Linked DNA regions of Mus musculus: region 2 is linked to region 1. Evidence: chromatin loops called from intact Hi-C (ENCODE). Cell type or tissue: heart. All regions are shown on one strand.

Evidence for each region. Peaks named below come from ENCODE experiments on the same cell type or tissue, not always from the same donor. Only the 100,000 strongest peaks of a DNase experiment are listed, where the experiment ranks them.
Region 2: a loop joins it to region 1, with 2.2 times the contacts of the local background. A loop is called at or near these places in 2 of 42 quality-filtered maps.

Annotation. Positions count from the first base shown.
Region 1 is chr3:134,422,794-134,426,793 of GRCm38, reverse strand. 4930539C22Rik (RIKEN cDNA 4930539C22 gene) reads left to right here and starts at 3,159. Exons shown (of 9, transcript NR_040600.1): 1 at 3,159-3,250. In heart, no CTCF peak of the experiment used is centred here; no DNase peak of the experiment used is centred here.
Region 2 is chr3:134,329,619-134,333,618 of GRCm38, reverse strand. No RefSeq gene overlaps it. Among named protein-coding and RNA genes, the nearest start is that of Mir1895, 91 kb to the right of the region's middle. In heart, a CTCF peak has its summit at 1,665; no DNase peak of the experiment used is centred here; H3K4me3 peaks cover 1,110 bases.

The sequences.
Region 1 (4,000 bases):
CATCCATCCCTCCTACCTGACTCCTCAAAAAAATCTCTATTTACCCTTCCCTCTTCATGTAAGCTGCTGTGAGCCACAGTTCAGTCTGGAGATGTGGATCCCATAAACACAGAAGCCGGGTGCTGAATAAAAACCTTGAAACATTCCACTGTCTACCCCTCAGATACATATTAACAGTTGGATGGTTGTATTTCTGGGCCACTTTTGGAATCTAGACACACATCACTAATACATACATATATTGCAAGTGTAATTTCTACTCCAATACAGATAGAAAAAAAAAAAACCTTTTATTTTTCACATTAGGACTTGAATTGTATTATGTGCCCCAGTTCTAAGATCCATTTGTTTGGTCTCTGAAGTTGTATCTATAGGTTTTGGGTTTGTGTTATAGTGAGTGTCGGGACTAAATTCAAGTGATGTCACCTAGGACACCTCTACAGAAAGTGGTGGGTATCCCCAACCAGTGTTCAATGTTTTCTCACTGAGGTCTACCCATGTGCCTTCTCTAGCTTGTTACCACTGCTCCTCTGTGCTGTACGTCTGGAGACCAATCTCACCTGAATAACTGCAGTTGTCTCTCGGTTACCCAATTGCTGCCTCCATGTCTCCTATCCACTTATTTGTCACACATGAGTTAGGGTATTAATAATCAAATGGCAACAAATCATACTGACCAACTGCTTAACATCTTCAATGGATTCACCTTACCAGAGGATAGTTCAAGCTCTGACAGCCTTGCCAACATCCTAGTGATCTGATCACTATCTGTGGAACCCATGAAGCTCTGTCCCTCTGCCCACTTGGTCCAAGCTCATCTCTGTCCTAACATAAGTCATACTCTCACCTACAAGCCTTAGATACTCCTGTTTAAAATATCCTTCACAGATGTGTTTCTCAAGTCTGTGTTTAGGCTAGTTTCTTACAGATATTTTCTAAATATAAAAGTTTATTCTTGTTGCCCCAATATATCACATAGGTCTTAGAATCTACAATTTCATTGTTTTTAGTACTATAATGTAAGTTGTATAAAACAGTTTATTACTGTTGCCCAGGTTTTCATAAAAGTATCTGGAATATAATATGCTTTAAATAAACAGCCTTTGAATAGATAAATAAACATGACAGACCCCATACATTATGAAGAGAATCACAGAATCTTCCTAAATTTGTGAAAACAAATAATGAATTTCAATTCACCAGTTAGCAAATCAAAACATTTTCTTTATAATTATATAGTTAACTGTTAAAACAAAGTGGTATATATGATTGAAATTATATCAATCCATACTTGCTCCCTCACCACTTAATAGTACATTTTGGAAAGCATTCCTTATTAGAATTTATGGATCTAGCTTGTTTTGAATTTTGAATAGTAATATAGTACATAGTATGAATACTCTGTGTATGTTCATACATGAAAATGGATGGGAAGAAAATGTAGAATATAATAGAAAAATGGTAGGCAGAGACAGACAGAGAGATAGACAGACAGACAGACATGGTTACATAAGAAAAGTGACATAATCAAATTATGGCAATTTAAAGTTTGTTAAAGGGTCTACTCCTGAGAAAGTAGCCAAGGTATAAATAATGCAGGCAGGACAGAAGCCTGAGCATCATAACTCTGCTAGGCCCAAAGGAAAGAGGACACTGTGACCTACTCTTACTCAGTGTCTGTTCCTTATTGATCAGACTCATTTGCACAAGACAGTATGGGAAGACAAGCATTTACCTTTACATGTATCTCCGGGAACTTTTCAACAAAACCCACCTAAACACACGCACACGTGCATACGCACACACACGCACGCACACACGCACACTGAATTTGTGCTCAATTTTTATACCACAGATGGTCTATGTAGGAATTGTCACAGCACAAACTTTCCTATATCAGATTATATGAAATTGTATAGCAAAGTATTCAACATAGTCCACCATGTATTTATAGCTGATCTCTAATTTTCTTCTAAATACTTTTAATTGAAAATAATTTTAAGATATTTATACATCTTGTGTGATCTGAATATACCTTTATCTGAGTTCTTGAGCATACTAGACATGTAGCTTTTTGTTCAAAGGAAAAGTACCTTAGATTTAAAAAAAATTAATATGAAATTCAGATGTCCCTGACCAACCACAGGGTTCTGCCCCAACAAACAAATCATGAATTGAAAATACGTCCCATCAAAAATACGTTTAGCCAGCAGGGAGTAAGTTTCTCAGTCAGTTTGAGATTGATTTCTCTATGTCCCACAGCTGAGATGTGTGGAGTCTTCAACAATAGTGTCTTAACATGTGGTTATAGAGGAAAACCAAGGGCAATCACAATATCCTGTGTTGTTTTCTGAGACCTCTGAGTTCTCCCCGATCAACAACTCATCAGGAGGTAACCCCATGCCTTGTATTGAAATTTTCATTTAATAACCTATGTTTTCTGGGAACAACATTATTCACCCAGGTAGAGTAATTCCATTCAAACTCTGGTGTGCGTGTGTGTGTGTGTGTGTGTGTGTGTGTGTGTGTGTGTGTGTTTAAAGTTGTATTTTGAGATTAGTTTCCGAAGTAGTGGATTTCCTTAAATATTTCCCATAGAACCTTAGTTCTGGTTAATCTATAAACTATTTCTTCTCTTTCCTACCCACACTCTCACCTTTGCTTAGTCCTTTAGCTATCAGTATCCCCTCTTTTCTTTCATTGCATATGTGTTCTACAATGTGAGATAACAGGATTCCATGTTGTTCTCTTGTTTTTGATTTTTGTTATTGTTGTTGTTGTTGCTTTAGGATAGTCCTTACATCATGTTTTACTCACGCTCCTGCCTCCTCCCCTACTTAAACCTTTTTCCCTCTAATATCTAACTTCAATACTTTGATTTGACCTACAGTCTGCTAACCCACTACCTTAAGATATCCTGACTCCCTAATACAGATCACTTGCTAGTCCCCCGCCTTTCACTTGTGCTCCAAGTTAAAGAGACAAAACCAAAGGTCTGAAGTACAAGGTGTTCTGTAGGCTACCAGGGAAGAAAAGACACCAAGGTTCTTACTTAATACTGGACATGGCATTCTGCAAATAGTAACCTGACACTCACAATGTGCTTTCTGATGCAATAATGGTGGGACTATCATGGAGGAACCAAGTTTCTCACTGCTGTTTGAAGCCTGCCCCACAGGAGGGAATTTCACGCCCATTACCGAAATCTTGTACAGAAGTCTATAGCTGAAGAGATCACAGGTTCCAGATAGTACGTGAGATTTTTATATTGCTAAGTGTTCCAACTGTCTTTCAAATGCTTATGTGCATAGCGATAGACCTAGGCTTCTCTCAGCCTTTGTCAGGGAAGCTTTTTTTGTGTAGCAGCAGGCAATGCTGTGGTGCATGACTGGGACTGAGTTCACAGCCCTAAACGAACCATCTCTCCTCAAGCAGCAATCAGGGAAAGTAACCCAAGGGGAAGCAGAAAGGATGGGCAAGCAGAAGGTTGAGGAGTTCTGTGAAATGCTGTCTTCTAGGCAGAGCACAGCAATCACTCTCAGAAATGTTCAGCAGTTGGGTTACCTGTCCAAGAGGAAGCCAGCCAGAATTCTGGCTCTGATGGGTTGGATCATCTCTAGACCCCGCCAGTTACCGAGGGCAGGAGGCACAGCTTACAGAAAACATTAGAAAATCCAGAGTTGTCAAAGGTTAAGTTTGTTTGTTTGTTTGTTTTTTCTTCTTCAAAGGAAGAAAATGACTGATACCTTTTCACCCAGAAGGCTGGAGTGGGTGTTGTAATAAGTGGGTGATCTTTTTAGCTATTCTGTGACCCAGCCTTCCTGAATTCCCAGTATTCTGACCATTGTTTAGGCCCTGATCCTGAGCTTAGCCTCTCAGTGAATAAAACCTATCCTTATGACTTTGCATCCTGCAATAGAATCTAACCTTATGATTATTATAACGTCTTCCTTCCTTGCCCCTTCCCCTGAACACTGTTTCAGTCAACAGAACTCATTCT
Region 2 (4,000 bases), 93 kb after region 1:
GTGTGTGTGTGTGTGTGTGTGTGTGTGTGTGTGTGTGTGTATGTATGTGTTTATATGTGTGTGTAGTAACATGGCTACTCTGGCACAGGCACACCCATAGCATATACCTAATACCAAACAATAAAGATAAAGTTATACCTTTACAGAAGGAAGCAGCCATGTTTGAAGGTGATTTCTTATTGATGGTCAGACAGACAAAGTGAGGAATCAGAGAAATATTTGACAGAATGAGTCAGAAAGAGGATATGCCCAACCTGAAAAACAAGAGATAGGAAAGAGAGACAAAAAAGACAGCAGTACAGATGGAGAGAGGAAGAAGGTTATACAAAAAGAGGTTGAAGAGAGAGAACCATCACAGGTGAAGACAGAATGAGCCAGACAGAGAGTGAGAAAGAGCCAGAAGATTAGAACATATTCTCAAAGTTAGTTATAAGGCCAAGGAGAGCAATTCACTCAGAAGCAGAGAGAAGCCAGTTTGAATCAGTCAGTGTGGAGAACAGCTTGAGCCAGAATAGCCGAGTTGAACTAACCAACAGTGTTCAGAAAGAACTAGAAAGGATGAGTATATTTAGTAGTAACTTTCAGAGGCTGGAAATATTCTAGGTATGGAGGCTAGAGGTTTCCAGAACTAGGCCTAAGTTAGTAGATTGAGGCAGTTACATCTGGCAAATAGGTTACATTTCCAAGTGTGTATACATATATGTGCATATGTGTGTATGCATTTATGCATGGTATATGCTCATATGGAACTCAGAGGATAACTCAGATGTTGGTTCTCAACTTTCACTTTGTTTTGAGCCAGAGTTTCATATTTCTGTTACATTTTCCTGGTTTTGGCCCATAACTTTCAACAGAGTCTGCTTACTATCTCTGACCCCATCCTGCTGTAAGAGATCTGAGACTGCAGATATTCACTACTGGGCTCACCTTTGCATGTGTTCTAGGGACCCAAACTTGGGGCCTAATGCTTGCATAGCAAATACTTTCCCCAGTGAACAATCTCCCTAGTCCAAGAATGTTTCAAACAATGGTTATGGCTTTCTCAGTAGTAGATAATTTACCTAGCATGCATTGGTCTTGGGTTCAAATCCTATCACAAAGAAGAAAGAAAGAAAGAAAGAAAGAAAGAAAGAAAGAAAGAAAGAAAGGAAGGAAGGAAGGAAGGAAGGAAGAGAAAGAAAGAAAGAAAGAAAGAAAGAAAGAAAGAAAGAAGGGAGGGAGGGAGGGAGGGAGGGAGGGAGGGAGGGAGGGAGGGAGGGAGGGAGGGAGGGAGGGATGACTGGAAGGAAAGAGGCCTGGAAGCATTCAAATCTTCCCAATAAACCAAATTCTTTTTAAAATGTGTCTCTTGCAGGGTTCACTGGGTAAACTTGTACCATTATAGCCCCATGCCATGTGTGTGTGTTAAAAGCATCTATGAATTAAACAATTGACCTTTAAAAGAGAAAACATAGTGAGCTGAAAACTCAGTTTCATGTCTTACTGTGCCAATTTACCTAGTCTTAGATGAAATGAGGTGGGACCTGCTTGTGAATGAAAGGCTTCATTAGCGCGGATGCTTGCGTGTTTATGTTTGAGTATAGGCCTTCTATCAAAGGCTCCAGAGTGAAGTGTGACAAGGCAAGTATTTAAATAAGGCCGGGATCCTAGAGACAGAGAGACATCTACTGGTCCATCTACTACTGGTCCTAAGCACCTCCCCCTTTCCTGTAATTAATGTAACATTTTCTCTCTTGCAGCTGACAGCCAAGAGCATAATTAGAGTCTAATACAACACGGAAAAGTCACAAATGCAAAGTGGAATAAACAGTAAACAGAGAGGGGAGAGGAGCCCCGGGAACGTGATGGCTGAGTAACGCCTCAGATAAACTGTGTGCGCACTGACACTGTCATGCTCTCAGCAGCCCCAAGTGAGCCGGTAGCCTGGTGCAGACAGACAGCTCGAATTAATCCCAAGAGAAGCGCGCATGACAGGCGAGAGAAGCAGACAATTAGAATGAAGGAGGAAATTGGAAATGGCAAAGGTGTGAACATATGTCAAATTACAACTAAATGATAAATTACAATTCTGTCATCGGAATAAGCGGTAATTAAGAAAGATTTCAGCTATCCCTCTTGAAAAAAAAAATTGAGAGCACCGTATTTCGCCCCCAGTTTAGATTTGTTTGCAGAATTGTTTCCAGCCATCTCACACGCCGGGCTGAGTCTTCCTGACTTTTGAGATGCATTATTTGTGTACATTAAGGATAATTCTCTTTCCTCTCCCCCGTTTTCCAGACTGGCAGAATGATAATGTCAAAAACGAACAGGAAGCTGATAGTATCCGCTATAAAAACCTGCACTGAGGCTTGCTGCTAAGGCTGCTGCAGCAATCTAATTATTTTAAACAAGCCTGCACAGTCCAGCTGACAATTAGGAAAGTCTGCTCTATGGCTTGGGGGATTCAGAGGAAGCGGGGTAATCACTGTACACAGGTCCTTTTCGTTTAGGCAGTAATGAATGTGGGTGGGGCGTCAAGGCAGTTTTCGGCCACTTAACCACAATTTAAAACAGCTGTGTAATTAGCGCACGTTTCTGCATCCGATATCCAATTCCAATTTAGAGTTTGTAACACCTGTGGTTTTGTTGCAAGCTCTAAGACCACGGCAGGGGGATGACAGAAGCAAAAGCGTAGAGCTGGCAAAGGCAGCTCCCGAGAGGGACATTTTGTCCCACGGGATTCTGTGAGCCCAGACTTGATGAGGAAGGAATCTCAGGTGTAAACAGAACGTCTCGTGAAGGGACAATTTCTATAGTAGATTCAACACAGAATACTCTGACCTTGAATTCTTCTAGAAAGCAGGCATATCTCTGATGTATTAAACCCTTGCAAACTCTATTTAAAAAGAGGAGAGAAAGAAGAGAGAGAGAAGAAAGAAAGAAAGAGAGAGAGAGAGAGAGAGAGAGAGAGAGAGAGAGAGAGAGAGAGAGAGAGAAAGAGAGAAAAGAAAGGAAAGAAAAGAAAAGAAAAGAAAAGAAAGGAAAGGAAATATATAACATGCCATTGGAAAATACGATGCCTTGTGCCCAAGGTGACAATCTGATTTAGCACATCTAAAAATGGTAAAATGGAATTGGTTGGTCATCTTCTACCTGTTATTTAGTGACCATGAGAGCATTGATTTTAGAAATGCAATGAAATTTATAAGGATAATAGTGATAATTTATAGGAAGTCTCAATTGTAAATAAAATTTCTTAATCTATAAACACCCTCCAGTTGTTTGAATATGTATAAGACAATGTTCTAAATTTTCTGTGCATCGGATTCATTGTCAAATGGTAAGGACAGGAGACAATGGAAGTCCTTCACTCACAGAATAGGGATGGTACAATGAGATCCTATTTAAAAGGAGACTGAAATCCTCAAAGTTTCTCTCAGAACATATGTATATATTGACATCATTCCTTTTCCACTCTCCCTTAAGGGCAAAAGAAGCAAATATCTAAAAAGCCAAATAAAGTTCTCTAACAGGGATGTCAGAAACTCTGAGGATTGTCTGGGATGAGTCAATCTCTAGCAGCTACAACCTAATGCTGTAGTCCGAGGCCTCAGAAGCTTAGTTGGGGCAGCATGTTAAAATTCAAAGGGCTCCAGCTGCATATGTAGCAGAAGATGGCCTTAGCTGGCATCAATGGGAGGGGAGGCCCTTGGTTCTGCGGAGGCTCGATGCCCCAGCGTAGGGGGATTCTAGGGCAGTGAAGCAAGAGTGGCTGGGTGGGTGGGCAAGCACCCTCATAGAAGCAGGGGCGAGGGGGATGGGATAAGGGGCTGCGGAGGGGAAGGACAACATTTGAAATGGAAATAAATAAAATAAGCAATTAAAAAAGTTAAAGGGCCAGTCACCGTTAATTACATTAGGGTTTCCTTTAGGAAGTGCACTCAGCACAGCGCCACCTGCCCCTTCCTCCTTCTTCTCTACATCTGCTGTGATCTGAGGCGGGTCATATTTAAAGTAATTC